Linked DNA regions of Homo sapiens: regions 1 and 3 are each linked to region 2. A link is a contact called in ENCODE Hi-C or POLR2A ChIA-PET data. All regions are on one chromosome and are shown on one strand. The core of a region is the stretch at or near the end of the contact, and the rest is flanking DNA. Distances in the headings are between cores, read along the strand shown. Region 1 holds the start of FOXK1 (forkhead box K1). Region 2 holds the start of RBAK (RB associated KRAB zinc finger). Region 3 has its middle 39 kb from the start of FOXK1.

Evidence for each region. Hi-C counts contacts between places; a loop is a spot of excess contacts on that map. ChIA-PET counts read pairs that join two places held with the same protein, here RNA polymerase II (POLR2A). Pooled maps may share reads with other maps.
Region 1: a map of CD4-positive, alpha-beta T cell shows a loop between it and region 2 (5-fold over the local background). The contact joins the promoter of FOXK1 here to the promoter of RBAK in region 2. A Hi-C loop is called at or near these places in 3 of 168 maps with a recorded cell type or tissue (CD4-positive, alpha-beta T cell and naive thymus-derived CD4-positive, alpha-beta T cell) and 11 of 50 pooled maps.
Region 3: a loop to region 2 is called in a map of naive thymus-derived CD4-positive, alpha-beta T cell, with 18 times the contacts of the local background. The contact joins the enhancer-like site here to the promoter of RBAK in region 2. A Hi-C loop is called at or near these places in 1 of 168 maps with a recorded cell type or tissue (naive thymus-derived CD4-positive, alpha-beta T cell), 7 of 37 single-sample maps with no recorded cell type and 14 of 50 pooled maps. POLR2A ChIA-PET finds 5 or more read pairs at or near these places in 3 of 52 experiments (CD4-positive, alpha-beta T cell, naive thymus-derived CD4-positive, alpha-beta T cell and naive thymus-derived CD8-positive, alpha-beta T cell).

Annotation. Positions count from the first base shown.
Region 1 is chr7:4,679,032-4,683,544 of GRCh38, reverse strand. It overlaps FOXK1 (forkhead box K1), which reads right to left and starts at 1,250. Exons shown (of 9, transcript NM_001037165.2): 1 at 677-1,250. The coding sequence starts at 1,236. RefSeq lists enhancers at 1-393, 1,253-1,547, 1,749-2,249 and silencers at 950-1,019, 1,170-1,539.
Region 2 is chr7:5,043,488-5,047,567 of GRCh38, reverse strand. RBAK (RB associated KRAB zinc finger) reads right to left here and starts at 1,708. Exons shown (of 5, transcript NM_021163.4): 1 at 1,172-1,708. It overlaps RBAK-RBAKDN (RBAK-RBAKDN readthrough), which reads right to left and starts at 1,708. Exons shown (of 6, transcript NM_001204513.3): 1 at 1,610-1,708. RefSeq lists an enhancer at 1,099-1,208 and a silencer at 1,359-1,568.
Region 3 is chr7:4,640,532-4,645,125 of GRCh38, reverse strand. No RefSeq gene overlaps it. Among named protein-coding and RNA genes, the nearest start is that of FOXK1, 39 kb to the left of the region's middle. RefSeq lists silencers at 2,817-3,206, 3,307-3,506. Within about 2 kb of position 3,270, at least 36 of the 41 ENCODE cell types and tissues checked have a DNase peak (open chromatin) inside an H3K27ac peak, as active enhancers do.

The DNA.
Region 1 (4,513 bases), core at 1-2,500, 360 kb after region 2:
CAGGCAGCAGGGACTGGGGTCAAGGTGACCTCAGTAACCCAGCTGGGTGGAGCTGGGGTGGGAGTGGCCCTGCGAGCCCAGGCTTGTGGGGTTAGCGGTCAGGGGTGACTCCGGGGGGGCCTAGGAAGTGGGGGTCGCGGTTAACCTTGCGTGTTTAGGCAGGGTAGGGACGTAGATGACCCCAGGGATCCAGGCCAGTGGGAGTTCAGAATGACCCCGGAGTCCAGGCCGATGGGAGCTGGGGAGCAGCAGGGATCTGGGTCAGGGGTCTAAGAGGCCCAGCCAGATGGGCTTGGGGTATGGGTGGCTCCAGGAGCCCAGGCCGGTGGGAGATGAGGTCAGGGGTGACCCCAGGAGCCGCAAGGTGTGGGTCAGGGCTGACCCCAGAGTCCAGGCCGGTGGGGGTCGGGGGCGACGGGGTATCCAGACCGGGGAAAGTGGAGGAGATCCTCAGGCTGGAGCCTCCAGGATCGGGGTCGGGGTGATCCTAGGGAGCCAGGAGGCGGGGGTCGGGGTTGACCCCGGAGTCCAGGCCGGTCGGGGGTTACCGGGGGTGGGCCGGGGGGTGGGGGTCGAGGCCGAGGAAGCTGGAGGGGGATCCCCAGGCCCGGGCCTCAGAGATCGAGGTCGTGGGCGAGCCCCGGGTGCGGGCGGCGGGGGTCGCGGGGCCACTCACTGCTTGGGCAGCTGCAGGGCGGGCGCGCCGCGTCTCTGGAAGGCCCCGTCCACGAAGACGCCGTTCTTGCCGAGGCAGCGCAGGTAGAAGTGCGGCTCCTGGAAGCTGAGCTGCAGGTGGCGCCGCGAGATGAAGCTGGACAGGCCCATGCTCAAGTCCACCGAGCCCTGCGACGAGTTGCGGCCGATGGTGACGCTGGGCTGGCGCATGAGGAACTCGAACTCGCGGCCCTCCAGCCGCGCCAGCGCCGGCCCCGGGCTCTGCCGTACCGAGGCGGCCGCCGCGGCCACCAGGGCCGGCGCCGCGCCCGCGACCGCGGAGTCCCCGGATACCCCGGAGGAGCCCCCGGAGGAGCCCGCGCCCGCGATCGCGCCCGGAGGCAGCGGCGGTGGCGGCGGCGGCGGCGGCCCGGGCGGAGGCTGGGGCTGCGCGGGGGCCGGCGGGGGTGCGGCCGCGGGGAAGGCGGCGGCGGCGGCTGCGGCGCACAGCACTGGGCTGCAGGGCGCCGAGCGCAGCGCGAGCAGGGCGCGGGCGCCGCTGTCCTCGCCGACTTCGGCCATGTTCGCGCGGCTCCGAGCGGCCTCCGGCGGCGGCGGCTGCAGCGGCGGCGCGGGGGGCGGGGAGGTCGGGGCGCTGGGCGGGCGCGGAAACCCGGGCCAGATCGCGCCGGCGCGGAGCGGAGCCTCCCAGCCCACCGTGCGCCTCGCCTCGCCCGCCCGCCGGTCCCGCCCAGCGTAGCCCACGTGGCGCGCGCCAGCGCGGGGCTGGGGGCGAGGCCTGTGCCGGGAGGGCCGGCGGGCCCCCGGGAGAGCTGGGCCCGGCGCACCTCGTCCCCTCCCCGCGGGGCTGCAGGCGGCGGGCGCCCTTTCCTCCATCCAGGGGGAAGAGGGGACCCCTGAAATGCCCAGCCACAAAGTTTTGAGCCTGGGTCATTGGAGAAAGGGACGGATGACCTCAGCAGTCTCCCCGCCCCAGACACTCCAGGCCCCCAACCCTAAAGTGTAAGATAGACAGAAGATAAAATATATGTGTATTATATACAATACATATGTTTATATTCTAACCTCGCTCTGTCGCCCAGGCTGCAGTGCGGTGGCAAAATCATAGCTCACTGCAGCTTCCACCTCCTGTGCCCAAGTCACCCTCCTGCCTCTGCCTCACAAGTGCCACCACGCCCAGCTAATTTTTTTACTTCTTATAGAGACAGGGTCTTGCTATGTTGGCCAGGCTGGTCTCAAACTCCTGGTCTCAAGTGATCTATCTATCTCGACCTCCCAAAGCACTGGGATTACCCGTGTGAGCCACAGTGCCAGGCCTGATCATTCTTAAGCCCTCAGATTAAAGGTCATCATACTCTACTGTAACTGAAGACCACTTGAGATCCATCCCTGAATCCCTGATCCATCCTTCCTTCCTTCTTTCCTTCCTTCCTTCCTTCCCTTCCTTCCCTTCATTCCTTCCCTTCCCTTCATTCCTTCCTTCCCTCCCTTCTTTCCTTCCTTCCTTCCTTCCCTTCCTCCCTCCCTTCCCTTCCTCTCCTTCTTTCCCTTCCCTTCCTTCCTTTCCTTCCTTCCTTCCCTCCCTCTCTTCCTTCCTCCCTCCCTTTCCTTCCTTCCTTTCCTTTCCTTCCTTCCTTTCCTTCCTTCCTTCCCTCCCTCCCTTCTTTCCTTCCTTCCTTCCCTTCCTCCCTCCCTTCCCTTCCTCTCCTTCCTTCCCTTCCCTTCCTTCCTTTCCTTCCCTTCCTTCCTTTCCTTTCCTTCCTTCCTTCCTTTCCTTCCTTCCCTCCCTCCCTTCCTCCCTCCATTTCCTTCCTTCCTTTCCTTCCTTCCTTCCTTCCTCCTTTCCTTCCTTCCTTCCTTTCTTTCTTCCCTTCCTTCCTTCCTTCTTTTTTTTTTTTTTTGAGACGGAGTTTCGCTCTTGTTGCCCAGGCTGTAGTGCAATGGCGCAATCTCGACTCAACGCAACCTCCACCCCCTGGATTCAAGCAATTCTCCTGCCTCAGCCTCCCAAGTAGCTGGGATTACAGTCATGTACCACCAGGCCCGGCTCATTTTGTATTTTTTTAGTAGAGATGGGGTTTCTCCGTGTTGGTCAGACTAGTCCTGAAAACCCGACCTCAGGTGATCTGCCCGCCTCAGCCTCCCAAAGTCCTGGGATTACAGGCGGGAGCCACCGTGCCCGGCCGCCTGCCTGCCTTCCTTCCTTCCTTCCTTCCTTCCTTCCTTCCTTCCTTCCTTCCTTCCTTCCTTTCTTTCCCTCCCTCCCTCCCTTCCTTCCTTCTCTCTCTTTCTTGTCTTTTTCTTTTGAGACAGGGTCTCACTCTGTCACCCAGGCTGGAGTGCAGTGGTACAATCATAGCTCACTGCAGCCTCAACCTTCAGGGCTCAGGTGATTTTCCCACCTCACCCTCCCAAGTAGCTGGGACTATGAGCCACCATGCCCGACTAATTTTTAATTTTTTTTTTTTTTAAGGCAGAGTCTTAATCTGTCACCCAGGCTGGAGTGTAATGGTGCAGTCTCGGCTCACTGCAACCGATTCTCCTGCCTCAGCCTCCCAAGTCGCTGGGATTACAGGCATCTGCCACCACACCCAGCTAATTTTTGTATTTTTAGTAGAGACGGGGTTTCAACCATGTTGGTGAAGCTGGTCTCAAACTCCTGACCTCAGGTGATCCACCTGCCTCGACCTCCTAAAGTGCTGGGGCTGCAGGCGGGAGCCGCCTCACCTGGCCTTTTTCAATTTTTTTATAGAGACAGGGTCTCATTATATTGCCCAAGTTGGTGTTCAACTTTGGGGCTCAAGCAGTCTGCCACCTCAGCCTCCCCAAATGCTGGGTTACAGGCGTGAGCCACCACGCCCAGCCTATCTCTCTTTCTTTCTGGAGCCCTTCACTCATTCAATATGCTAGATCCAGCTAAGACAGATCTGAGAGAATGCCCCAGAGAGAAATCTTAGCTGAAAACAGGGAGTGGCAAACGTGGGCATCATTGGGATCCCTTTCGGACTTCAGTAGCCTGGTCCTCCATTGCCAGTTCAGGTTCCCCTAAAAAGGCGGTGCAGTTTCCACATTTCCCTCATTTACGAATTATTAAGGGTGGGAAAGGAGACACAGTTCCCTCCCTGGTGGAGCTTATAGTTGAGGGGGAGATGCAGACATAAATCAAAGACACATCCTAGAAAAAGTAAAATCAAGTCACAGCTGTGATACATCCGGTGAGGGACTGGTGCATGGTGACGTGCAAGTGTAAACGAGAGACTGGGCCTGTCTAAGGCAGGAGCTTCCCTGACCTGCACACCCACGCTCCAGTCTGGGGCTGAAATAGGTATTAATCTCATCTCTCAGCCTTGAATATGTGCATGCAGAGATAAGTGTTTGGGAGGCAAGGAAAGCTTTTTTTTTTTTTTTTTTTTTTTTTTTTTGAGACAGAGTCTCGCTCTGTTGCCAAGCTAGAGTGCAGTGGTGCGATCTCGGCTCACTGCAACCTCTGCCTCCAGGGTTCAAGCAATCCTCCTGCCTCAGCCTCCCAAGTAACTGGTACTACAGGTGTGTGCCACCATGCCCAGGTAATTTTTGTATTTTTAGTAGAGATGGGGTTTCACCAGGTTGGCCAGGGTTGTCTCGATCTCTTGACCTCATGATCCACCTGCCTCGGACTCCCAAAGTGCTGGGGTTACAGGCGTCAGCCACCGTGACCGGCCAAGGAACGCATTTTTAGCAGGAGCAGTAACTTGAGTACCTGCTTGATTGAGGTGGGGGGGATGGTAAACAGAGTCAGGGGGCTCCTCCTTGAGGTCTAAGGGATGCCTGATTAGGGAAGTGGTGTGAGACTGTGAGG
Region 2 (4,080 bases), core at 459-2,958:
TTGTAACTTTGTAACTCTAAGATAATCAGGTAGTAATCAGATGAGTGAGACTCTCATGGGTAACATGACTCCTTTTACAAATAGTCTGCCATCATCAAATACAACCTGCAAAAAGAAAAAAAAAATTCCCATTATACAGCTCATGTTTTTTGTGGTTTGTCTGTTTGTTGAGACAGGGTCTCAATCTGCCACCCAGGCTGGAGTGCAGTGGTGCATTCACAGCTCACTGCAGCCTCGACCTCCTGGCCTCCATTGATCCTCCCACCTCAGCCTCCTGAGTAGCTGGGACCACAGGTGCATCCCAGCATGCCTGGCTACTTTTGTATTTTTTGTAGAGTCAGGGTCTCCCTATGTTGCCTAGGCTGGTCTCTAACTCCTGGTCTCAAGGGATACTCTTGCCTTAGCCCCCGCAAAGTGCTGGGATTACAGGTGTGAGCCACTGCATCCGGCCCGCATTTTCTTATTGTCTCTTTAAACTGCTTAAAATCAAAGAAGCCATAGGAATTGAGTATGTGAGCTCTCAGAAATGAAATGAATGTGTATAAAATATGGTTTTGTTTCTAAATTATCTAACTGAACTTGGTTATTGCTGCACCTAATAATCTTCTATTAAGAAAACTAGGATACGGGAGAAAGAACACTGGCCTGGGAGATAAGACTCCTGAGTTCTACTATGAGCAACTCTACCCACAAAGCCAGTGACCCGGTCAAGTCACCCACCTGCTAAGGCCCAGTCTCTTCCCCTAGCAACTGAGGCAGCAAGAGAGAATCCCTGCAGACTGTTCCTGCATTACTACCAGTCTCCAGGGCAGATCTAAGGGGGGAATCAGCAGACACTTAAATGAGAGAACAGAGGCGCTGACGGACGTTTAGAGGAGGTCGAAATCTGGAGCACGGAAAGGAGGAGGAAGGGCTGTTAGGGGTTAGCGGGGAGTGGAGACGACGTCCGCAGCTGAGGCTGGTGACACCCTCCAGGCCCCCATAAGCCTCGTCCTCCCAGATTTCCCATGCAGCGCCTGTTCGGTGCAGCCGGACCCTGCCCTCAAACCCAAACACACGTCTCTCCTGCAAGCGATCGAGACCCTCCCCCTGCCCCACACTCTAAGGTCCCCAACACACGGTGACTTCACTCAGGCCCTTCTCGCTCCGGGCCCGAAAACCCAAGACCTACCCTTCTGGGGCTCCGCAGCCTCTGCCCCACGGCTCCCGAGAGGCCGGGGCGGGGCTGCTGTCGCTGGCGCGCGTCTGCTCGCGAGGTCCCCTCCTGTCCACCTCACTAAGGTTGTTCTGCTCCCGAGGGGCCCGGGCCGGGCCTAAGGGGCAAATCCAGGCGGGTGTCCTTCCCGGGACCCAGATCCGCCTCCCTCGGGCTCACCGTACAGCGGCAGCCTGGGCCAGGCCGCCAGGACACACACGGGCCAGGCCCGCGTCCCGCCGCCCCTTCGCCTCCGCCGCCACCTCCGCCACCTCCCGTCCGGCCCCTCTGGCCCCAGCGCCGCCGGCTCCGGGGCTCAAGCTCGGGGGTCCCCGCTCAAGCCTCCACCCGGCCCGCGCGAACCCTGGCCTGCACACCCCCGCGCCCGCCTAGGTGCTGGCCCGGGCGCTCAACCTCCAGCCCCGCAGGCTCCGCGATTCTCGTCCACTGGAGGCCAAAGCCTGGGAACTAGAGCAAGCGGTGACCTGAGGACGCACAGGAAGCGAGGGCAGTGCAGCGGCGGCGCGCATGCGCGAACACGCACACAGAGAGAGGTGCACACGCGCAGGAGTGCACCGGAAGTCAGCCTCCGGGGCCCACAGCTGGTCCCAGGACAAGCACCCTACTCTATTTCCCATGAGCCTACGCGCCCCCCAAGTTTAGGGGCCGTTTTAAATGTCTCTACCCTGCCTAAAGGTTAAGAAGCTCCAGGCTATGAGCTTTGGGAGCTCTGAACCCCTGATTGAACTTCGCATTTGTCTTTACTCCCTTTTAGGGTCAAGTCCAGGGCTGCCTGACTGGGTCCTGGAGCCCAAGGCCTCTGGGTTAGAACCGAGTTTCCCATAAAGAGAAGGAAAGGAAAGGGTGTATCGTGGTCACTGCGCTGAAATGCTAAGAGAAGTTTCACTCAAATACTAGGACAGGATAAATGCCCAGCGATGCTTTCCAAGGAAGAGAAAGAAAATAGAATTTGTGGCTGGGCGCGGTGGCTCACGCCTATAAATCCCAGCACTTTGGGAGGCCGAGGCGGGCGGATCGCGAGGTCAAGAGATAGAGACCATCCTGGCCAACATGGTGAAATCCCTTCTCTACCAAAAATACAAAAATTAGCTGGGAGTAGTGGCGTGTGCCTGTAATCCCAGCTACTCGGGGGCTGAGGCAGGAGAATAGTTTGAACTCGGGAGGTGGAGGTTGCAGTGAGCCGAGATCGCGCCCCTGGACTCCAGCCTGGCGACGGAGCGAGACTCTGTAGCTTTTCTAGATCACACAGCGAATGCCTAAAAACTGTAGAGAAATCAGGAAATACACAGATCGAACGAAGAAAAGAGATACCTGTGATCTCACCTTCCCCAGGAGGATTATGTTTAGGGTTAGGTTATGTTGACCAAAAAGACTCAAAGTCTGTCAAGAGTTTTATTCTGGGCCTCCTACTTGAGTGACCATGGCTGGTGACACAGCCTCAGGGGGTCCTGAGAACGTGAGCCCAAAGTGGTTGGGTTACAGCTTGGTTTTATACATCTTAGGGAGACAGCAGTTACAGGCAAAGACATAAATCAATACATGAGAGGTACACATTGGGTCAGCCTGGAAAGGCTTTCAGGTCACTAGCAGATTCAAAGATTGGCAGTTGGTTCAGAGTTAAGCGTTGGCTGAACAGTTGGAAAACGACATGAAGAAATGGGCCATTGCGGTGGCTCATGCCTGTGATCCCAGCATTTTGGGAGGGTGAGCTGGGAGGATCCCTTGAGGCCAGGAGTTGAAGGACAGCCTGGGCAACACAGCGAGACCCCCACCTCTACAAAAAAAAAAATTATCCAGGTGTGGTGGTGCATGCCTGTAGTCCCAGCTACTCAGGAGGCTGAGATGGGAGGATTGCTTGAGCCTGGGAAGTTGAGGCTACAGTGAGCCATGATGGTGCCACTGCACTCCAGCTTGGGCAACAGAGAAGAAAAGAAAGAGAGAAAGAGAGGGAGGAAAAGAGAGAGAGGAAGGAGGGAAGGAAGGAAAAGAAAGAGGGAGGGAAAGAAAAGAAAAGCTTGAGTTAAGATAAGGGGCATTGTGGAAACCAAGGTTCTTGTTATGTAGATGAAGCCTCAGAACAGGCTTCAGAGAGAATAGATGATAAATATCTCTTATTGGATCTTAAAAGGTGTCAGAATCTCCAGAAAAGACTTCTTTTCTGTAAGGGAAGGAGATTCTCTACAGAATGCAAATTTCCCCCAAAGAGATGGCTTTGCAGGACTATTTTAAAGTGTGTCAAAGAAAATATATTATGGGATAAAATACTATGATTTCCTTCAGGGACTGCTATCTGTCATGTGATGCTATATCAGAGTCTGGATGGAGTTGGGTATCTTACTGATACAAAGAGCCTGTTCTGTCAGTCTTATGATCTGTATTCTAGTGTTAATGTTGGTCAGCTGTGCCTAAACTCTGAAGGGAGGAGAGTATGACAAGGCATGTCCGACCCCCTCCTTCCCATCATGACCTGAATTAGTTTTTCATGTTTATTTTGGATCTTGCTGGCCGACAGGGGAGTCCATTCAGTCAGTTGTGGGGGCTTAGAATTTTATTTTTGCTTTACAATTAAAATGTCAGTTTTCAAAAATGGGATCATAAGGACAATGATTCATCACAATTTTTTGGTGAACTCTAACAGTGTTCTTAGTGTTCTTGCCCAGTTGTTTCATAAAAACTGGTAAGGAAAAGACTAAAAATAAATTCTTCTGATGCCAGGAACCGTGGCTCATGCCTGTAATCCCAGCACTTTGGGAGGCTGAGGCAGGTGGATCATGAGGTCAGGAGACCAAGACCATCCTGGCCAACATGGTGAAACCCTGTCTCGACTAAAACACAAAAAATTAGCTGGGTGTGGTGGTGCGCGC
Region 3 (4,594 bases), core at 2,021-4,520, 400 kb after region 2:
ATGAAGCACAGTGGTGTGATCATGGCTCACCACAGCCTCCAACTCCTGGGCTCAAGCAATCCTTCAGCCTCAGCATCCCAAATAGCTGAGACCACAGGTGCATGCTACCATGCTTTGCCAATTGTTTTATTTTTTGTAGAGACAGGATCTTGCTATGTTGCCCAGGCTGGTCTCAAACTCCTGGGCTTGGCCGGGTGTGATGGCTCATGCCTGTAATCCCAGCACTTTGGGAGGCTGAGGCGGGAGGATCACCTGAGGTCGGGAGTTTGAGACCAGCCTGACCAACATGGAGAAACCCCTTCTCTACTAAAAATACAAAATTACCTGGGCGTGGTGGCGCATGCCTGTAATCCCAGCCACTTGGGAGGCTGAGGCAGGAGAATTGCTTGAATCCAAGAGGCAGAGGTTGCGGTGTGCCGAGATCACATCTGCACTCCTGCCTGGGCAATAAGAGCGAAACTCCGTTTCAAAACAAACAAACAAACAAAAACAAGAACAACAAAAACTCCTGGGCTCAAGTGACCCTCCTGCCTTGGCTTCCCATACAATCTCAAAGTGCTGGGATTGTAGGCATGAGCCACCCCACCAAACCAAACATTATTTACTGGGAAAATGGTGGGTTGGGTAGCAACTCAACCCTGCATATTACAATTCAGTTTCAAGCACAGGTTGGCTATGGACACGGGAGTTCAGCAATGCTAAAGGAAAGCATTCTCTGAGAATCAACTGACTATGGAATTTACAAACAAAAAGAGCATTGTGTGTTTTATCATTATTTGCAATTGATACGATACACACGCTTCATACCAGTAACATTTATAATAAATGTGTGTGTATATATGCAGTCCTTCCCAAGCCGATTGTTAAACATGTACCATCAGCCTGACCATTAGGATATGTACTTCCTGGCTTTGCTTTATAATGTAACCACGTTTAGATTTTCCGTTGACCTAAATAGAGGTTACCCAGGCACCTCAGAGTCCAGAGCAGTATCTGGCACATAGTAGGTATTTACAATCATGCAATAAGCCAACCATCCACGCCATATATGATAGTGGTCCTCTAAGATTATAATACCGTAAGATTATAATACTATATCTTTACGTTTTTTTTTTTTGAGATGGAGTCTCACTCTGTTGCCCAGGCTGGAGTGCAGTGGCGTGATCTCAGCTCACTGCAAGCTCCGCCTCCTGGGTTCATGCCATTCTCCTGCCTCAGCCTCCCGAGTAGCTGGGACTACAGGCGCCCGCCACCACGCCCGGCTATTTTTTTTGTATTTTTAGTAGAGACGGGGGTTTCACCGTGTTAGCCAGGATGGTCTCGATCTCCTGACCTCGTGATCCGCCAGCCTCGGCCTCCCAAAGTGCTGGGATTACAGGCGTGAGCCACCGCGCCCGGCCTACCTTCTCTTTTCTACGTTTAGATACGTAAATACTTACCATTGTGTTACAATTGCTCATAGTATTCAGCACATTAACATGCTGTTAAAGGTTTGTAGCTTAAGAGCAACAGGCTGTACCATCCAGGTTTGTGGAATTACACACTATGATGTTCACACAAGGATGAAATTGCCTAACAATGTATTTCTCAGAAGGTATCCCCTTTCCCAAGCGATGCATGACTGTATTTAAGATGCGCTGGCAGCGGTGGCTCAGACCTGTAATCCGAGCACTTTGGGAGGCTGAGGTGGGAGGATTGCTTGAGGCCAGGCGTTTGAAACCAGCCTGCGCAATACAGTGAGACTCGTTTCTACAAAAATAAAAAATAAAATAATAAAGGATATTGCTGAGCTGGGTGTGGTGACTCATGCCTGTAATCTCAGCACTTTGGGAGGCTAAGGTGGGAGGATTACTTGAAGCCAGGAGTTCGAAACCAGCCTGGGTAACATGGCAAAACCCTGTCTCCTATAAAGTACATTAATACAAAAATTAGCTGGGCATGGAGGCTCGCGCCTGTAATCCCGGCTACTCGGGAGACTGAAGCAGGAGAATCACTTGACCCCGGAGGCTGAGGCTGCAGTGAGTCATGGCTGTGCCACTGCACTCGAGCCTGGGCAACAGAGTAAGACCCTGTCTCAAGAAAAAAAAAATGTCCCTGGAGTAGATAACTTGAGGAACACTAATTTTACCGAAACAACCGACAATGGCAATGCAATTCTGAGCCTTTGCTATAAAATGGCAGAAAAAGTCAGGAGGAAGTTTGCGTATGTTATTTTTCCCTGCCACTTGCTTTTTAGTCTTTGCAAACCTTTCTCAAATCCTTTTAGAACACGGTATGACATTTCTTTCTGTTTTTAAGCAACAACTATAAGAACTACCACTGACTGAGTGCTTAGGTAACGCCCAATATATTTCACGTAGAATCTCATCAACAGGCCGGGCACCATGGCTCACGCCTGTAATCCTAGCACTTCAGGAGGCTGAGGCGGACGGATGGATTGAGCCCAGGAGTTTGAGACCAGCCTGGGTAACATAGGGAGACCCCTCTTCTCCAAAAAACAACAAACTCTCATAAATCTGTAAGAGGTGACATAGTAAAAACTCTGAAACAACACTCTTTTAATATTTTATCAATTTCCTCCCCATTCGTTTATTTATTTATGCAGCCACTGACCCAGGCATGGTCATCCCTGCTGGGGGCGGACACAGCCCGCGCCCCCAGGTTCGAGGACACCCAATGTTTAGAAAACGGACCCTGCGAATCCCACCGGCCCCACGTGGACTCTCGGAGGCTCCCTCCTCCCTTTGGAGCATTGAAGAACGCGCACAAATCCAGCTTCCACCCGTCACTCGCGCACCCGACATTGGGCAGGCGACCCCACCGCCCCGGAACATCCCGGCGCAGCCGTCGCGAGGAGGCAACCGACCCCGCCGCGCCACCGGAAGGCGCCTCGCGGCGAGTTGTGCGCACGCGCAATGTGCAACGCCGCGCCGCCAGCGGGCGCTGCGGCCAGGCTCGCGTGGTGGGGGAGGGGAGCTGCCGCGCCGGGGCCGGACCACGTGCGCACCACGTGGCGCCCCGGCAGCCCCGGTGCGCAGTAGGGCGGTCCGGCTGGCCACGCTGCGCAGCCAGCAGTCCCCGAGGGTGGCGGGGCCGGTCTCACAGCCGGCGACCCCGCGCCCGCTGACCTCTGACCTCCGACCCCACTCCCCTTAGGGTTACCCCTCGCCGGCAGCCGCGCCGTGTGTTTATAAACAGAGCTCCCGGCGGGCCCCAAAGCCCGGATCGGCGGATTCACGCGAGGGGAACGGAGCCTTCCGCAAGTCTGCGCCGGCCGCGCATGCGCCTTAAGGTTGCGCCACGCTGCTCCTCCTGCGCTTGCGCAGTGGCGGCGCAGGGCGGGCCGCGAGCAGGGCCCGGGGCGGGGCCGGGCTCTGTGGCCGGGCAGGGGAGGGGCGCGGAGAGGCGCCCTCGCCCTTCCCAGCCCTGCTCCTCGCCTTGCGGAGGGTTCACCTGCTGCGTGTCCTTGCGCAGGCCGGCCACTGGCCTCTGAGCCCGGGCTCTCGCCTGCAAAGTGGGGCCTCTGTGGGTGGTCGTGGAGGTGCAGTGGTGACCTGGATGGAGGGCGGCATCGGGCCCCGCAGTGCCCCCTTGGGCAGCTGCACCCAGCAGCTAAGAGGCCCCCTCGAGACACATCAGTCCTAGGGAGGAGCATACCATGCAGTACGATTTAGCCTTAAAATGGGTGGAGTGCAGTTTATGTTGTGTATATCTATATATCTCTAATTTAAAATTTTTACTTTTATTTTTCAGACAGGGTCTTGTTCTGTTGCCCAGGCTGGAGTGCAATGGTGGCATTACAGCTCACTGCAGTCTCCACCTCCCGGACTCAGGCGTTCCTCCTACCTCAGCCTCCCAAATAGCTGAGACCACAGGCAGGCATCACCACACCCAGCTAATTTTTTTTTTCTTTTTTGAGACGCAGTCTTGCTTTGTTGCCCAGGCTGGAGTGCAGTGGTACGATCTCGGCTGACTGCAGCCTCTGCCTCACGGGTTCAAGCGATTCTCCTGCCTCAGCCTCCTGAGGAGCTAGGATTACAGGCGTGCACTAACACGCCCAGCTAATTTTTTTGTATTTTTAGTAGAGACGGGGTTTCACCATGTTGGCCAGGCTAATCTCGAACTTCTGACCTCAGGTGATCTGCCTGCCTCGGCCTCCCAAAGTGCTGGGATTATAGGCGTAAGCCACCGTGCCTGGCTATGTTTTTTTCTATTTTTGGCAGAGATTAGGTCTTGCTATGTTGCCCAGGCTGGTCTTGAACACCTGGGCTTAAGCGATCTTCTCACCTTAGCCTCCCAAAGTTTTGGGATTACAGATGTGAGCCACCTTGCCTGACCTATATTTTTAATTTAAAAATTTTTAATTGTTAATTTTTATGGGTACATAGTAGGTGTATAGATTTATGGGACACATGAGATCTTTGTATTATAATTACATTAGGGTAAATGGGGTTTCCATCACCCCCAGCATTCATCATTTCTGTGTGATGAACATTCCAATTGCACTCTCTTGGTTATTCTAAAATGTACAGCAAATTAGTGCTGACTGTGGTCACCCTGCTGTGCTAGAAAATTCTAGATCTTACTTATGTAT